Linked DNA regions of Homo sapiens: region 1 is linked to region 2. A link is a loop called in an ENCODE intact Hi-C map of the cell type or tissue named here. Cell type or tissue: PC-3. All regions are shown on one strand. Each heading gives the region's core, and the rest is flanking DNA. Links, peaks and the distances in the headings are about the cores only. Region 1 overlaps MAOB (monoamine oxidase B). Region 2 has its middle 11 kb from the start of NDP-AS1.

Region 1 (5,391 bases), core at 136-5,135, 97 kb before region 2:
ATTTGTGAGCTGTGAATTATTGACGAATCTCTTTACTCAGTACTTCAGGTGAATGTTGAGGAGCCTAATGCTAGAGAAAAAGCAAGAAAGAAAACGATCACTTCTTATGTGATTTGTTAATCCAGACATTTGAAAATAGCACTAGGGAATATTTGGTCATAATTTGGACTTTGAAATTGCTTTTATGTTTAATAGTATATTTACGTAGTTTTGAATTGGTTTCATTTCCAATGACTGAGGGGCGAACTTTGAACAAAAAATTAGTAGAAAAGTTTCCTATTTCTGAGTATGTCTAAGAAAAACCAGGTTCCTACCAGTTAGAAACACTAGAAATGGTCCTTCTCTTCTGTTTTTGTTTATTTGCGTATTTTTTGTCTAGCTTTCCACTCACTTACCCTTCAAAAATGCAATTTTCACAAGGCATCTTTGTTTTACTCACTAAAGTATTCCAAACTCCTATAGCAGTTGTCCAATAAATTTTCTCAAATAAATGAAAGAAGGATGTTTTTAAAAATTCAGCACCTAATTGTACTAAACCAGCTTCTTTACGTAAAAGGCACTCTTATATGCTGTATTTTTCAAGGAATATGAAGATTTCAAGAACTGGGAGAGATAAGATGTACACAGGCAAAACCTTGTAAAGCAACATATAATAATTGTCCTTGTGTGGAACAGGTAAGTGGTATTAACACAGAAGAAAGGCAAGTAGCTTTTGATTGGAGTAGGAAGGGATGAGATCCTGGAAGTATGTGAAGATTTTGCCATACGACAAAGGTAAAAAGAGATATTTGAGGAACACATAATGGCAAAAACAATGGCCAGTAGACAACAAGGGTTAGATCAAGTTTGAAGGCTTGTGTGAAATCACAAATAACTAGGTCAGGCGGTGTATGTCACAGTCAATAACAGATAAGGCTTTCAGGCTTCTCTGAGTCTCTGGCTCTCAAGACTGGTAAGGTACCCTCTTATGCCTCCTATGGCACCACTCCAAGCTGTCACCCACCCTCACTGTAGCATTTTCCTTGATAAGCTATAATTAGGCAATTACAACAGTCATTGTCCCCCTGAGAGACTGTAAAGTCTGTGGAGCAAGGCCATTTTGGGGGGATTACTGTGCCTGATTCATAGTAGGTACTCAGTAGATATTTGCTGAGGACAAATTCAATTATAAAGGAGATGACTCAAAGTAAAGAATGAGTACAGAGGGCTGGCAAGATGGTCGAATAGGAACAGCTCCAGTCTGCAGTTCCCAGTGAGATCAACACAGAAGGCAGGTGATTTCTGCGTTTCCAACTGAGGTACCCAGTTCATCTCACTGGGACTGGTTAGACTGTGAGTGCAGCCCATAGAGGATGAGCCTAAGCAGGGTGGGGTGTCGCCTTACCTGGGAAGTGCAAGGGGTTAGGGAACTCCCTTCCCTAGCCAAGGGAAGCTGTGAGGGACTGTGCCATGAGGAACAGTGCATTCTGGCCCAGATACTTTGCTTTTCTCATGGTCTTCACAACCCGCAGACCAGGAGATTCCCTCGGTCCTATGCCACCAGGGCCCTGGGTTTCAAGCACAAAACTGGGCGGCCATTTGGGCAGACACCGAGCTAGCTGCAGGAGTTTTTTTTTTTTTTTTTTCATATCCAAGTGGTGCCTGGAACACCAGTGGGACAGAACCGTTCACTCCCCTGGAAAGGGGGCTGAAGCCAGGGAGCCAAGTGATCTAGCTCAGCAGATCCCACCCCTGCACATGTATCCCAGAACTTAAAGTATAATTTAAAAAAAAGAATGAGTACAAAATGTCAGATATATATCATTGATGAATCCTTCCAAAAGAAGAGCTGTGAGTCAGAATTTTATATGTCTTATCTCTCTGGAAATGAAAATACTCTGTAGCTTCTATATCTATTATTCAGATCTTGAATGTATGGAAGTAGGGCATTTCCTTGCAGAGAAACTTGCTTTGCTTGACTCTGTGTTTAAATAGAAAATCATTAATTTTAGGCAACAGTGTCAGAATTGAAACAATTAACCAGCAATTAAAATAAGGGTATTTATAAATTGGTAAATAATTCTTTTAAAAAAATAAAAGCTGAAGCAAAAACAAGAAGGAAAATTAGGCAGGTAAAAGTTTAGTTTATGTGAATAAATAAAAACACATCCATGTTCATGGATTGGGAGAATTAATAATGTAAAATGTCCATACTACCCAAAGTGATCCATAGATTCAGTGCAATCCCCATCAAAATGCCAATGTTATTTTTCACAGAAACAGAAAAAACAATCCTTAAATTCATATGGAACTACAGAAGACTACAACTAGCCAAAACAATCTTGTACAAAAAGAACAAAGGTGAAGGCGTTATACTACCCAACTTCAAAATATATTATGAAGCAATTTTAATCAAAACAGTATGGTACTGACATAAAAACAGACTCACCAACCAATAGAACAGGATAGAAAGCTCAAAAATAAACCCACACATTTACAATCAATTGAGTTTTGATGAAGATTCCAAGAACACACAATGGGGAAAGGACAGTCTATTCAATAAATGGTGCAGGAAAAACGGACTATCCACATGCAGAAGAATAAAAGTAGTCCCTTATCTTATACCATATGCAAACACCATATACAAATAATCAACTCTAAATAGATTAAAGACTTAAACACGAGACCTGAAACGGCAAAATTACTTGAAGAAAACAAGGGGAAAGCTCCATGACACTAGTCAGGGAAATGATTTTTTGGATATGGCCCTGAAAGATCAGGAAAAAAAGCAAAAACAGACAAATGGAATTGCATCAAACTACAAAGCTCCTGCACAGCAAAAGAACAATTAATAAAATGATAGTTTTCTTTACATATTTGCAAGCCGTACATCTGATAAGAGGTTAATATCCAAATTATATAAGAAACTCAAACAACTCAATAGCAAGAGACAAATAACCAGATTTTTAAAGAATGGGCAAAGGAACTGAACAGACACTTCTCAAAAGAAGACATGCAAATGGCCAACAGGTTCATGGAAAAAGTTCAGCACCACTAATCATTAGGGAAATCCAAATTAAAACCAAAATGAGATATCACCTCACACCTGTTAAAATGGCTTTTATCAAAAAGAGGAAAAATAATCAGTGTTGTCAAGGATGAAGAGAAAAGGGAACCCTTGTACACTATTGGTGGGAATGTAAATCAGTACAGCTATTACAGAAAACAGTATGGAGGTTCCTCAGAAAACTAAAAATGGAAAACTAAAAATAGAACTACCGCATAATTCAGCAATCCCATTTTTGGGAATATATCCAAAAGAATTGAAGTCAATATGTCAAAGAGATATCTGCACACCCATGTTCATTGCAGCATTATCTACAGTAGCCATGATATGAAATCACCCTAAGTGTCCATCAGTGGATAAATGGATGAGGAAGACTTGGTATATACACACAATGAAATACTATTCAGCCTTTAAAAATAAAGAAATGTCATTTGGGACAACATAGATGAATTTGGAGGACATTATGCTAAGTGAAATAAGCCAGGCACAGAAAGACTTATAAGTGGAATCTAAAACACGTTGAATTCATAGAAGTAGAGAGCAAAATGAATATTATCAGGGGCTGGGGGGTGAGAACTGAGGGAATGAGGAGTACAAAATTTTAGCTAGACAGGAAGGGTACAAAATTTTAGCTAGACAGGAAGAATAAGTTTTGAAATCCATTGCACAGTAACTGTAGTAATAATAATGTATTGTGCATTTCAAAATAACAGAGTAAATTTCAAATGTATCACCACAAAAAATGTCAAGAAAGTGAGGTGCTGAATATGTTAATTTAGCTTGATTTAATCACTCCACATTGTATACATATGGTGAAAACATCACATTATACTCCATAAATGTAATACAATTATGATTTGTTAAAATAAAATTTAAAAAATAAATTTAAAAATGGGAGAAAGTCTCTCCAAAAAAGTTTAGTTTGTATGATTAGAATGATTGTGTTGGTGTGAAGGAAGCATCGAAGTTAGGAGTGGAAAGTACATATAATTATGTTATTTTTCTTCCTATTTCTCTCTCTGTCTCACACACACACACACACACACACACACACACACACACACACACACACACACAGAGGCACACACATATCTGTCCATTTCCCTCTTACTCAATCCTAACTCTATGAGGCCAAATATCATGAGATGAAAAGACAAAAAGGAACAGAAGAATTGAAAGGAAGGCAAACTGGGAGAGAGGCTGTGAAGAATGTTTCAGAGTTATTTTCACCCTCTTAGAGTCAAATGAAATTGAAGACTTTTGGGGAAAAAGACAAAAATGAAACCCCAAACTCAGCTTCAGTCCCACATTTGTCCTCCGGATTCTTAATGCCTTACCCTAAGAGTGTAAGTCCTGCCTCCCACACGGTCCCGGGCTTCCAGAACAACCACATTCAGTCCAGAGTCATGCAGAAGTTTGGCTGCTGCCATACCTGGGAGAAAAGACAGTAAGACATCAGGATCAAATACAAGGATGCCAGACAAGCTCCTCATGCTAACAGCCAATGAGAAAAGTCCATGCTGGCTCACGTGCACCGCCTATTGTTACATTCAACTTACAAGTGGATACGGTTTGTCAATAGAGGCCCAGAGTCTGATGTTTCTGGAAACGACAAAAGGGATTTCATTTTTTAGTAAATTTCTCAAATCTTAAACACATCCTCTGCCACTATATCAAAATGTCTATTTTAATGACTAAATTGCATGTCTGATAACATAAATGAGAACACAAGGCCATGCTCAAGAGAAATATATGAGTTGCAGACACAGGACTAAGTCCAGTCACTGACTTCATTCTCAGGGTAAATATGAAAAACTGGTAAACTGAGGGACAGTGGGCCTTCAAAGTGTGTGCCAGGAACTGGGATTTACTATTAAAGTTGGACTTTTAGAAGTTGACGTAAAGTTTCAAAATCAAGGAGGTAAAATTCGACCCCTTATGCATCTGGATTTCCTGATATGACCCATCACTGAAGAATGAAATAATTCCATTCATGACTAATTTAATTATTAATTTAGTCAAAAATACTTAGTGAATGCCTATTACATTCTCACCACCATGAATTTAGCTCTTAAAAAAACCCACAGCTTTACTGAGGTAAATGTACATGCAATAAACTTTACCCATTGTGATGGTTAATTTTAGGTGTCAACTTGACTGGATGGTGGGATACCTAGATGGCAGGTGAAGCATTGTTTCTGGGTGTCCCTGTGAGGGTGTTTCCAGAAGAAACTGGCATGGGAGTTGGCAGACTGGGAGAGGAAAACCGGCTCTCAATGTAGTGGGCACCATCCAATCCAATCGGCTGGGGCCCTGCAGGGGCAAACAGGTGAAAGAAGAGGGGA
Region 2 (5,391 bases), core at 137-5,136:
CTGCACTTCAGCCTGGGTGACAGAGTGAGAGTCTGTCTCAAAAAACAAAAAACAGAGAGAGTCTCGCTCTGTCACCTCCTCTTCCCAAGTTTGAGCGATTCTACTGCCACAGGCATGTGCCACCACAACTGGCTAAATTTTGTAATTTTAGTAGAGACAGGGTTTCACCATGTTGGCCAGGCTGGTCTCCAACTCCTGACCTCAGGTGATCCACTTGCCTCGGCCTCCCAGAGTGATTTTTGTATATGGTGTAAGGAAGGGGTTTAGTTTCAATCTTCCACATAAGTCTAGCCAGTTATCCGAGCACTATTTATTAAATAGGGAGTCCTTGGCAAGGCAAGTCAGACCCTGCCTGCTTTCCCATGTCATATTTATGCTCCTCCATCCCCTGCCCAGCTTCTCACTTCCCAGTCTGTGTGGCTGCCAGCTGGATGCCAGCTCCTCCACCTCCCTTATGTGTTTGGCACCATCCAAACCCTCTTCTTCACCTGGCTCTCTTTTGCTCGTCCTTCAAGTCTCAGCCTGAATGTCTCTTCTTTGGAAACCCCATGTTCCAACTAAATTCGTCCCCTTTCCCTGAAAAAAAACTCTCACAGCATCCTATAGTTTTCAGGTTGAATCCACACTGAAATTCTGATCCATATACTTACTGCCTTTGGGCACTGCTAGACTCTCGGTTGCAGCTTTTAGGGCAGGAACAACCTCACCTGAGTGGTAATTTACCGTTCAACCAGGTCATTGATGGGAGTTTTCTGAAACAGCAAGCAAGTCTCTTGTGATTTTCTGAAATTCAGGAGGAAGACCACAAGTCACATCGCAGACCCCCAGGACTAATTTCCAATGACTGACATTCAAGCCAAAAGAATACAATCCCTCTCCACCTCATATGACCACACCTCTCAACGCAGTGCCCTCTCCACCCAGCTCTGTATCAGGGTGCAACTCTTTGGCCAAATTTCTTCATCTATGCAAGATTTCTGAAGATTAGCAGGACTGTAATGTTTTAAACAAATGGAACCAGAGCAATTGGATAAAATTTAAAAAAAGAACTTCGACCTCTACACCATTGACAAAAATTTATTCAGAATAGATCATAAACCTGAATATAAAGCCTGGAGCTATAAGATTCCAGAAGAAGACATAGGAGGACATCTTCATAACTTTGGATCAGACAAAATTTCCTACACAGGACACAAAAAGTCCTAACCATAAAGGTTTTGGTTATTTATTCAAAAAGGTCATTTACTCTGCCACACACGTCAAGCTGGTGTCTCCTATATGATATATTTGCTGTGCTGATACTTAAAATTTGATTTGTGATATAGCCTCTTTCAGTTTTGAAAATCCTAAATCTTAAACAGTTCATATTTATTAACATCACCAGTAATGTATCCTAGTGGATCCTGGATCAGAGGGAAAAATATTGTTACAAGTTCATCAATGAGACAATTGCTGAAATTTTAGTATCATTTTACCCTGGTTATGTAAGAGAATGTCCTTGTTCTTAGGAAATGCAAGATGAAATATCGAGGAATAAAGGGATATTATAATGCTGTTTACTGTCAAATAGTAACATATATATAACATACATGTATTATATATATAGTGGGAATATGTGCTTGCATATACATATATTTATATATAAATAATGCTGTTTACTGTCAAATAGTAACACACATATATAAAACAAGGGGATATTATAATGCTGCTTACTGTCAAATAGTAATTATATATATATATAGAGAGAGAGAGAGACAAAGGAAGAAAATACTGCAAAATATTAACAATTGAGGAACCTAGGTGAACAGCATATGGGTGTCCTTTTACATTTTTGCAACTCTTCTGTAAGTCAGATTTTTTTTAATTTTTAAAAACTGAAAAATTCCATTGGAATTGAATTGAAATCTATCTCCTCAAGATTTCCATCCCTTTGAATCTAATTCCACCCCGACATGAACTTTCTGGAAAAAATATTTTTTTCCACTATAATAGAAATCCAGACATTATAATAATGGCACCATGATCCTCCCAAACCTTTTTCTTGTTCAGTGTTCTGGATGGGAACTTCACCTCCATCCTGACTTTTGCCCCCTTCTTGCTCCTGAGTCGTTCTTCTAATCAGAGTGGAGATACATATACATGCAAGCACACATTCCCATAAGCACCATGTATCTATATTAGGTGTGACATCTGACTTTGGAAACCTATGTCAGCTCCCACATGTGCAGAGCCATCCATGTGAATGGACAAGAAGTTATTTTCCTTCCTGCAGAGAAAACGTCATCAATGTCCAGGGCTTCTCAATGCATAAGAAAAATTGGATAGCAAAGCATTGTCTCTTTTGGCAGGACTCTGAGACTGATGGAGTCTCAGGAACTCACAACGTGTGGAAAAGAAAAAGAAAGAAGACATAAAAGCCTGTTGTAGAAATGTTGCTATAGTGTGATGTGCTCTTCCCCATCCCTCTTTTCAGAGCAAGAAAAAAATGAATGATGCTAGAATTTTACCAGTTCTTTCTTAATTGAATGAATGAGGCTTTCCTGAAGAAAATTGTTCCACAAAATGAATGGCTCCAACGCACAATCCAGCAACATAATCAGACATTATGAACCAAGATTGCCACAAGCTCCAGTCAATACACAAAGACACAAGATAAATCTGAATCCAGAGGATGTATATTCGTGTTTAAAGTATTGACTGATGGCATGGATTGCATGAGACCTGCCCAGAATAACTTGGTACATTTAGCATCACCAAAACTTTGCTGTGGCAACCAATGCCCCAGAAATTTATTCTTGTCAAGATGCCTCCAAATCTGTGAATGGGTTTCCCTGACTGGGCACAGGATGTTTGAAATATAGCTAGACTCTTGAGGTCTCATCCACCTCTTTGATTTCAAGTTTAAAAGAGTACTTGCAGATTTTGTGTTATAGTAGACCATTAGCACCATCTAAAGGCTTCATACCAAATGTCTTGACTGTCAATGTGCATGTTGCTCAAAATGCTTTTTGCTCTGATGATATAATTATTTGGGAGACTGATACTCTGAAAACTTTTGCCTACCTGGAATGACACAGTAGGCCCCTACTGTATACTATGTGTCTGTGACTTAGGTTGTATTCCTGGAGAAGTGCATGTTGTCTGTAGCGCTTGCCTGTTTGAAAGAGGTAAAAGCGTAGTCCATGTGTATCAGAAGCTGTGTTGGCCTAAATTCACTCTGAAATTGAGCCTTATCTAAACTTGGCCATGAGTGCAGGAGTCAGGGGGGCAGGGTTGGGAAGAAGAATGGGGCAGACATCCAATAATAACCATTAGCTTGGGCCTGAGCGATTGAGGCTCCAGTCCTGCATTACTGTGTCCTAGGTTTGTGACTTTAACCTCTTTGAGCCTTTCATTTCTAAAGCAAGGCCATTATCTCTAGGGGCCCCACCAATTCTGCCATCAGTGTGGCCCTGGGTTTTGGGAAGATTATATAGATGGCCCGGTCCCTTACCTCTCTTTCATATCATTGCGGGGAGCAAAATAAAATGACCCAGGCAAGTCTTTGTTATACAATTCTTAAGCTCAGCCAACTTTCACTGAAATTATTTGGACTCAAGGCCAAGAGAAGTCTGACTTAAAATTTCCTCGGGAAGTTTTAATTTTATAGGGGCCCCGGTGTTTCGTTGGAGTCCCCAGAGTCCCTGGAAGCTCATGTGCTCCCAAAGACGTTTTAGAAATACACGCTGGTTTTATAAAAGACTTGGGTGGCATGTGGTTTTTAGAAGAAATTTACCTTTGATCCTGACCAGGTACTTTGATGTAGTCATCCAATGGGAAAGTGCCTTGTATAAGGGTCAAACCCAGGTAGGTGTGAGGAGGGAGGGTGGATGAAACAACAAGGAATCTTAAGCTTAGTAGACACAGAGATCTGTGGTCGAAGTTTACCCCTGTCCTTTACTGGCTGTGAGACTTGGGGAAAATCATACAACTTCTCTAGGCTTTGGTTTCCTTGTCTGTAAGATGTGGTTAACTAAAAAGATTTTAGGCTCAGCGGTGATTCAGGCCTGTAATCCTAGCACTTTGGGAGGTTGAGGCAGGAGGATCACTTGAGGCCAGGAGTTCAAGACCAGGCCGGGCAACATAGCGAGACTTTGTCTCTACAAAATTTAAAAAATAGCTGGGCATGGTGGTGTAGGCCTGTAGTCCCAGCTACTTGGGTGGTTGGGGAAGGAGGACCTCTTGAGCCCAGGAGTTTGAGGCCGCAGTGAGCTATGATTGCAACGTTGCATTCCAGCATGGGAAACAGAGTGAGACTGTCTACACATAAATAAATAAATCTTTAAAAAATTGTTGAGAAGATTAAATTAGTGTATCTATCCTGTCTAGCACCATCCTTGATACAAAGTAAAGATTCTATGAGGGATGTCATTGACTTCTTATCTTAAAAGCAGACACTCCTGTTTAAGGCAACACACTGCACAAAGAAAGGCTGAAGGCTCTCGCTTATGAAAACAGGCCCCAGCAATAGATTGCGAGTCTAGATTCAACAAACTCTTGCCAGTTTCCTCTGACTCACAGCCTGGGGCCTTGCCTTTGTCTTTCAAAATGTCCTCTCTGCCCACTGTTTCTGAGTATCTGCCATGGCTCTGCATTTCCCCTGCATGATCCTGCTTCTCTGCTTTCAGCACAGGTGGCTTTTGCTATCAGGGTATTTGAAGTTTTCCTTTGATGGCCCTGCAACTAAGCAACTTAATTATGGATGAGCACTCTGACTAAATGCTTGTATCTCTCTTTCTTTTTTAGTCAAATACCCCTGGCATATATCCAGGGCTTCAATGCACAAAAGCAAAGGGAAAGCTGACCCACCCACCACTGAACAACCCCCAATCCCTTCCCATCCATCTGCTGCTTGGAGCCTTTGTTAGAAGGGAAGAGGGAGGAAGAGTGAGCTAGGAGGAAATGAAAAGGAAAAATGAGACACATTTCCATAAAATATGGAATTTAATATTTTAAATTCTCAAGATGAATGATGCATTATCAGCAATGCTACTGTATGTAAAATAATAGAGCTAACTATGTTCTGATATTGGTCAAACCAGTATTTTAATGAGATTACTAGACTACTCCCATTTTTAATCACATATATAAAACATCACCCAGGCACAACCCTTGAAAAGAAGAAAAGGCAAAACAGAGAAACCCAAAAAGTAAGATATAAGATTTCTTACTGGTGAAAATAAAACGGGAACAGATTTTTCTAAAGTACCTTTACCTTGAGTACAGAGAAATATTAGAGGAGGGAAGCATGTGCTTGTGTGTGTGTGTATGTAGAAAGAATATTCATAGTACCAGAAGAGATATTCACAATCTAGCCTAAGAAACTGAGAAGTAGAAAGCGTAAGTGGTTCA

The links. Peaks named below come from ENCODE experiments on the same cell type or tissue, not always from the same donor. Only the 100,000 strongest peaks of a DNase experiment are listed, where the experiment ranks them.
Region 1: a loop joins it to region 2, with 19 times the contacts of the local background. A loop is called at or near these places in 63 of 110 quality-filtered maps.

Annotation. Positions count from the first base shown.
Region 1 is chrX:43,839,287-43,844,677 of GRCh38, forward strand. MAOB (monoamine oxidase B) reads right to left here. Exons shown (of 15, transcript NM_000898.5): 2 at 4,384-4,478. Among named protein-coding and RNA genes, the nearest start is that of MAOB, 40 kb to the right of the region's middle. In PC-3, for the core only: no CTCF peak of the experiment used is centred there; no DNase peak of the experiment used is centred there; H3K27ac peaks cover 1,014 bases.
Region 2 is chrX:43,936,447-43,941,837 of GRCh38, forward strand. No RefSeq gene overlaps it. Among named protein-coding and RNA genes, the nearest start is that of NDP-AS1, 11 kb to the right of the region's middle. In PC-3, for the core only: a CTCF peak has its summit at 2,953; a DNase peak (open chromatin) is centred at 4,545; H3K27ac peaks cover 789 bases.